Regions from separate parts of the Homo sapiens genome. Here region 1 is linked to region 2. Evidence: chromatin contacts called from ENCODE Hi-C or POLR2A ChIA-PET data. All regions are on one chromosome and are shown on one strand. The core of a region is the stretch at or near the end of the contact, and the rest is flanking DNA. Distances in the headings are between cores, read along the strand shown.

The links. Hi-C counts contacts between places; a loop is a spot of excess contacts on that map. ChIA-PET counts read pairs that join two places held with the same protein, here RNA polymerase II (POLR2A).
Region 1: a map of gastrocnemius medialis shows a loop between it and region 2 (5-fold over the local background). The contact joins two enhancer-like sites. A Hi-C loop is called at or near these places in 2 of 168 maps with a recorded cell type or tissue (gastrocnemius medialis and heart left ventricle). POLR2A ChIA-PET finds 5 or more read pairs at or near these places in 6 of 52 experiments (H1, MCF 10A, PC-3 and 3 more).

Annotation. Positions count from the first base shown.
Region 1 is chr2:28,200,401-28,204,338 of GRCh38, reverse strand. The region is part of intron 7 of BABAM2 (BRISC and BRCA1 A complex member 2); the gene reads right to left. The region is part of intron 1 of LOC100505736 (a long non-coding RNA gene); the gene reads left to right. Among named protein-coding and RNA genes, the nearest start is that of BABAM2-AS2, 110 kb to the left of the region's middle. Within about 2 kb of position 2,474, at least 4 of the 41 ENCODE cell types and tissues checked have a DNase peak (open chromatin) inside an H3K27ac peak, as active enhancers do; they include gastrocnemius medialis, where a contact is called at or near this core.
Region 2 is chr2:28,273,443-28,277,095 of GRCh38, reverse strand. All of the region lies in intron 10 of BABAM2 (BRISC and BRCA1 A complex member 2), which reads right to left. LOC124907745 (a long non-coding RNA gene) reads left to right here. Exons shown (of 2, transcript XR_007086254.1): 1 at 1-3,653. Among named protein-coding and RNA genes, the nearest start is that of BABAM2-AS2, 35 kb to the left of the region's middle. RefSeq lists enhancers at 461-1,660, 2,259-2,368. Within about 2 kb of position 2,020, at least 17 of the 41 ENCODE cell types and tissues checked have a DNase peak (open chromatin) inside an H3K27ac peak, as active enhancers do; they include gastrocnemius medialis, where a contact is called at or near this core.

The DNA.
Region 1 (3,938 bases), core at 1,225-3,724, 73 kb after region 2:
TTTCATACCATCTACTGCCAGCCTCTAGCTTAATGCAAATACAAAATTACATTTTTCTCTAGAAAGGTACAAAAATTTAAGTAGGATAAATAATAAGGATTTCTGTTCAAAGACGGACATTACAGACAAAATGAACAGACTGGTAACTTATAGGGAAAAGATAATAACAAAGACTCAAATAAAAGATTAGTATCACAATATGTAAGTAACTCCAACAAATAAGAAACAAATGTAAAAATAGGTTAAAAAAATAGAAGGGGAAGCTTAAATGGATAAAAGCAAATAAACAATGATCAGCCTACCAGTAATCAGAGAAATACAAATTAAAGCAAGATATCGTAATGATTGGCAAAAATGATAAATTTGGGTAATACAAAGTATTGGCAAGGATGTAGGAGGACAAGCATTGGCAAGTGCTGCTGGTGGGATTCTAAACTGGCGCAGCCTTTCCGGAAGGGCAATCTGGCAGTGCTCTAAGGATGTTCACCCTGGCAAGCTAAGACAACTGCGCTGCTTATTACCATGGGAATGGAAAGAAGAGTGTGGTGGATGCCTGCTATGGAACCCCACATGGCAATCAGGTTCAACAACCTAAATGTAAAAGGAAAGCTCTTAAAAGCATAAAGCCAAGTGAATATAAGAAACAGAATGAGAACCTTAGTATATCACCTATGTAAATGAAAAACGTCTCTTATGTAAAGGCCACAAAACAACCTACTATATTTTTAAGGGCATATAAATAAATAAGAACATTGTTAATGGGAATGGGAAGAGTGGAGATGGAAGATGAAAAAGTAAAAAGATGAAAACAAAAGCAAAGCCATGCACCGACTGGTGGTGATGATAATGTGCTATCAACTAACCAGTATGATGAATTCAACTCTCTAACCCAAGGTGCCAGAGACACCCACCCTCACACAAGAAAGTAGAAAACCATTTGCAGGAATTATTTGGTACTCATCCATGAGGGTCTTCCAAAAATTCATGATTGACATATGTAGCTAAATGGAATAAAATAGGCTGTGGGATGATGGTGATCTGAATTGAGTTTTCTAACTACTAGAGAAGATCGCAACTGTTTCTCAGCAGTAAAGTGAGTCCTTTTCTTACAGAATTAATTGATAAATGCTTTGAAATGAGAAACCCAGATCCTAAAATACAAGGCCGAACATATTCGGAGAGGACTAAAAGAAGTAAATTAAGTGAATTCATTATAAAGGTCAAGGTACAACCTGTCACCTTAGCTCAACGTGACACTTCATTTTGGCTTTCTTAATTCCAGTACGTCTTAATTTTGGCACATTCTTACCCTACACACAAGAGAGGATGTGCCCCCATAATGATTCATCAATAGGAAAGCATTCTTTCTGTGGGGGGGTGGAGGACACAGGTGAGGTTAAGGTACAAAATCCATGCTGGTGCTCTGCCATAATTAACTGCAGTAAAACATGGGAGGAATATTCCCCGTGATTGAAGCACTCAAGGCATATATCCTTGTGGCAATGTTTTACAGGCTTTTTACATTGTACTACCTGTTGAAGATGTTTATTTAAGTCTTTGTTTTCTCTCTTTTTAAGTCTAAAGAAAGGATGAGAGTCCTGATTATTTGTATTCATAGGTTCCATTTCTTTTTCATATTTAAAGATACACTATGGACAAGTTAAATAATGCCATTTCCTCCCCCAGCTGCATGTGATGAATGAACAAAAGCCCCAACTAAAATGTTCCCATCGCATAAACTAGAACAACATTACTAAGTCCAACTTGGGTAAGTCCAATTTACCCAGCTGTTTCTGAAGCAACTAGATGTTGGAATTAAAGCAGATTTTTCTATTCTTTGGGGAACTTCCTACTCAACATTATAGGAAAGTAGTCCTTGATAAAGCTATTGAGAAAAAGTAACATTTTAAATGGGAGGAAGAGAGAGAAGACAGGGAAGGGGCAGGGGCATGGGAGGGAAGCAGGAGGGGGAAGCTCCAGGGAAGGGGGGACTCAATGGGATGTGGGAAGAGACAGGAAGGGAGAGAGGCTGGGTTCAAAGCTGAGGACTACTAATAGAGCAAGGCTAAAATAATCCAACATTAGGAACACAGTCAGTACCCCGGTCACGAATTTTATTCCATTAAGTAGTGCTTAGCCAAATCTTTCTGGCATCTTCTCTAGGATTTATTTTCACTCTCTGACCCAGTAGTGGTTTTCCATCTGGTCTCACACTCCTTATCAGAGTAGAGGTGTGAATTACATCTAGAGATTGTTCTGGGATCTCTGAGCACTCCCAGTTCTAAAAGCTTTTAACTTCCTCTGGCAAAGGATGCTCCTGACCTGCAATTCCCAATTGTTCCCCTGGCCAACTGGGCCCCGTGGCTCATCCCATATGATTTCCCAAATGACAGAACACCGGTTCTGTATCTGTACTGTGACTTCAGAGATCTTTCACCATTCGGGGCTTCATCTCTATTTCATGGCCTGGCCTCTATTAATCCTCCTGTGTCTTGCCAGAGGCTTTGTCTTCATTTTGCAACCTGTTCCTGCTGATGCACCGCAGTTTCTTGCCAGCGTCTTTATAAGTCTTAAGACTTAAGAAATCTCTGGCAAGAGGCTGTGGAGGATTAGTTGAGGCTACGAAGCGGAGATGAGACTCCTGATAGAGCCAAATGTTAAGAGTTTGGCCAAACTTGTTCTTCATTTTTTTCTTTCCTTTATATTAAAAAGCCACCTAAACACAACAGAAGAGCTTTTAAGCAAAATTAACAATGGTCTCCTGGTGACAACTAAGGCCACAAACAAAAGGTTTCTTCTTATGCAAGCGGAATATTAGGGCACCATGTAACACCTAGACTGGGTTCATATCCTCTTTGACTGTGCACTGACTTCCTCAAAAATATCGTCTCTCTTGGCATCCCACTTGAAGATCCATATATAAAAAAAGAAATATAAATAAAAATGTGTGTGTAAGGCAGCAAACAAATGTTGAGATTGGGTCCACATTAGCCATATGGTATTTTTGTATAAAAACAATCATTATGTGATATTAGGACCAAAGAAAATGAAATTCATATTCATTTCCAAAATCTGACAGCTTGTTTATTTCTGCTATCATGTTGCATACTGGAATTTCTTTCCTTATAGTCAAATCCTAAAAAAAATAAAAAACAATTTAATACCACACAATAATGTACTACTTTTTAAAAAATGGAACACAGGACACGGATCCTTGGTTATTACCAAAATTTCCTCCCCTTGCTCTCCCCATTAAAAAACTCACAGAGGCCGGGCATGGTGGCTCATGCCTGTAAACTGAGCACTTTGGGAGGCCGAGGTGGGAGGATCACTTGAGGTCAGGAGTTTGAGACCAGCCTGGCCAACATGGCAAAACCCTGTCTCTCCTAAAAATACAAAAAAATTAGCCAGGTGTGGTGGTGCGCACCTGTAGTCCCAGCTATGCAGGAGGGTGAGGCAGGAGAATCGCCTGAACCCAGGAGGCAGAGGTTGCAGTGGGCCAAGATTGCATCACTGCACTCCAACCTGGGCGACAGAGCAAGACTCTGTCTCAAAACAAACAAACAAACAAACAAACAAAAAACCCCATAGATACCTGGTAAACTAGTACATAGCATAGAGCTTTTAATAAGAAAAGACAAACATTGTAGTGTTAAGTCTATTTTTGGGAAGGTTAAGGATGCTATCTATTGCTTGAATCTGATTGGCTGTTTCAGTCAAGGGAGCAAGAGAAAGTTATTTAAACTATTACTTATAGATGACAAAGCCGATTAATTGCTCCAGCAAACTCCCAGGCTGCCTACTAATATGCACTTTACCCCTCTGGCTAATTGAATGTGTGCACAGTATGATTACAAATGGATAGGTCCTGGTCTTTTCTTCTCTCTGAAATGATATACTGCTTTTATTAACAGGGAGTGAAGAAGAGAGCTAATATT
Region 2 (3,653 bases), core at 771-3,270:
GTTCTGAGGCTTAACTCCAAACAGGCTATGTCATCAGTGTGTGTCAGTGACGAGGGAGATAGCCAAGCATGAGGCTGCACGGGGAGGGTCACTAGGCCAGCAGAGCCCTGCGCCTCAGAACAAAGCAATGGCCCTGCACAGAGAACATGGGCTCACTCTGCCGTCTGCTAATGTGTAAAGATAATGCTCATCATCTGTATGTATGTTTTGTGCAGGGTTTACTAAAAATATGAGAATACTGTAGGAAAACATGATTTTATTCCTTCTAACCCCTAACATACGTAAAGAGTGAAGGAGATGAAGCCTTTGCAAGCTATTTCTGCCAGCTTATGAAAACTAGAATTTTAATATTTTAGGCAGAAGATTTTCATATATACGAACACATATATGTACATGTATTTGGTTAAAGGAAGTGGGCCTTAGTGCTGGGGCATCCAAGTGTAGAAAGGGTGAGGCTGAGATTTCTATTGAGGACAATTTAGTACTTGGGTTGTGAGCCAAACACGAAGAAGGTGGGCACTGTGATGTGTACCAGCAGGCTCAATGGGCACGTTACCCAGCGTGGATCACAGGTCGATTCTTTCAAAGGCCAGAGATGAAGATAAATCAGTCTTTGCTAAAAACATCCCACGGCTGCGCGTTACAAAGGCATATTTTGCTTCAGTATGTAATTTCCTCACTACTTAACTATAAAAGTGTATCAGAATTGAATTCTAGGGCTTTTTCTAAATGAGAGCTGAGTCACAGGTATCTCGGTGCTGTGTCTGCAGACTAAAGTGGATGACTCACATCTGTAAAATTCTGAGAGAAAGTACCAACCGACCCCTTGCTTAGTCATCTTTTGCATGGATGCTGGGTTCATGAGCTCTGTAAACTATAATGAGCGATCTAGCCTTTTACCATCTCTTTATTCTTTTCTAAACAGTACAAATTACATCTCTAAAAATAACTTCATCTACGCAAGTGAGTCACTTCAACCTAACAAGCTTCCACAAGTTACTCAGCTAAATTGTACTATTTACTGTGAAGGTAAAAATCTTGTTGTCATATTAGTCCCATTTTTTTCTTTCTTTCTTTTTTTTTTTTTTGAGATAAAAATTTGGTAGACTTGGAAAAGGGAGGAGGTTTCAGCAAATGTTTTAAAAAACATATGATTTACTCCTAACCTCTCACATGGGCAGGGGTTGTGATGGGGCTGGAGGAAGGAATTCTTTGAAAACTATTTCTAACAGCGCATGAAAATCAGAATTTTAATATTTCAGGCTGTAGCTTAAGCAAAGACTCTGCAATTTTCTTTGTGTGAGCCCATGCGTAAGCTGTCCTCTCTGCGGGATGTTTATTGGCTGTTGGAAGAGATATATATCAATAATTCTATTTGCTTTAAAATCCTGATCTGTGAAATTATGACATTTTTGACGAGAGACCCAGCCACGCTAATAAATGCATATGTATTAAATACTAATCTTTGCTCTTCCAGGAGCTGATCACTCACCACACCCTGAATTCTCTAGACACACAACTAAGCTTTGGTACTCCACCCGTTTACTGTGTAGCTTTCCAACCCCGAGGCCTGCCTGCTGGTCTTTAGCTTGCCTTTCCTGGCCTGGCATTGTCAGCTCTCAGCAGCCCCACCCCAGGCCTATCCCAGTTAGGCAATAGGTACAATGGAGGCAAGAGCAGGTGACCTGCATGAGGCTTATACCTTCACAACCTGGGCAGCAATACTGAAATATCAAAGCACTGTTAATCCACACTCTAGCCTCAGTCAAAGTGGACTAGAAGGATTTCTCATTCATGTTTGGCCAGGAATGAAATTACTAATACCAACAGGCCTAGAAAGTTTCCACTGCTGTTTCAGCTTCTCCTTTAAGACATCAGATCCGTTGGCTTCATCCAAATGGCCACGTGAACAACCTTTCCCTGTGCATGGGGGTGCTTTAGAAGAGGAAAATGAAATCACTGGTCCATCTGAAAATTCCCCAGGAAATGGACTGCAAAGCCTACTTCCTGACTCCAACGAAGGCAGAGGCTGAGTCATCTAATCCCTCCCGACTAGTATTCACTTGACTTGCACCAAGTAGGTCAGCTGGAGTCGTCTGAATTCTGCTCTCTGTCCTCGTAAGCAGCCACCCCCTGCAGTGGAGCTACTGGAGCATGCTGGGTCTGGTCTCTTCTGCGAGGTCTTCACTCAGCCTCAGCCCACAAAGTTGATGTTACATAACCTCTCCTAAGTTTCTCTTTTCTCATTTGCAAAATGGGAAGAGTCACACCATTTACCTCTCAGGGCTGTGACGATGAAAAGGGACACTGTACATGCAAGTGCTACACAGACTTCAAGGTGCTCTGACCACTCAGCTCTCCCATTTCAGCAAGTGGTTACTGAGCTCTTGTCTAGTGCCTAACACCGGGCCAGGCGCTGTGCATAACAAAGAGTTAAAACATGGTTTAGAAGCCTGGGCAACATGGCAAAACCCTGTCTCTACTAAAAACACAAAAAATTAGCTGGGCATGGTGGGTGCACCTGTAGTCCCAGCTACTGGCATAGGGGGTTGAGGTGGGAGGATTGCCTGAGTCTAGGAGGTTAAGGCTGCAGTGAGCCAAGATCGCACCACTGCATTCTGGTCCTGACAACAGAATGAGATTCTGTCTCAAAAAACAAAACAAAACATGGTTTAGATTTAGTCCTGGACCTCAGTAAGCAAATTAAGCAGAATAATGAAGCAAATACATATGACAATTAAGGAACCATTCAAGATAACAGATCTCATAATTACGTTATTTGGATCAAGTGTTATTCAGGTGGGAGTGCTCGGTTAGACAGTGAAGCTGAAGACAGCTTTTAAGAAATGGTGCAAGAAAGATGAGGAGGTCAAGGAGAAAAAGCAAGAAGGGTCAACAAAGAGGCCAAGGCTGAGTGGGAGAGAAAGCTGGATGGGGAAGGTGAGCCTGTCTACTGGGGAAGGCCGCCAGATAAAGGTGGTGTCTTGAAATGATTAATGTGGTGGCAAGGCCCAAGAGCCACAGACAAACCAGCTGGCCAGTGAGCTAGTCCTGGAGGTGACAGGTTATAAGCAAGGGTGAAGGCACGGGAGTGGCAAACACAGGAATGAGTAACACCTTGCATTTCTATAGCACATGACGCCTTCCCCTTTGCTTTCATGTGATTTAATCCTCACAAACCTCCATGAGCTAGGCAGGGTAAGTGTCAATCTCATTTCACAGACGAGGAAGCTGAATCTCGGAGCCACTGCGTGGTGAGGCTGAGAAGTTAACCCAGTTTCCTGACTAAGATGGGTGCTCCTTTGACTGCCTGTGTAGCCTCCACACTTGCTGGGTATCAGATTTACCCATGAAGCTGTTTTATTTTTTATTTTTTTTGGAGACAGTCTTGCTCTGTTGCCCAGGCTGGAGTGCAGTGGTATAATCTCGGCTCACTGCAACCTCTGCCTCCCAGGTTCAAGCAATTCTCGTACCTCATCCTCCCAAGAAGCTGGGACTACAAGTCCATGCCACTACATGCAGCTAATTTTTGTATTTTTAGTAGACACGGGGTTTCACTATGTTGGCCAGGCTGGTCTCGAACTCCTGACCTCAAGTGATCCTCCCACCTCGGCCTCCCAAAGTGCTGGGATTAGAGGCGTGAGCCACTGGGC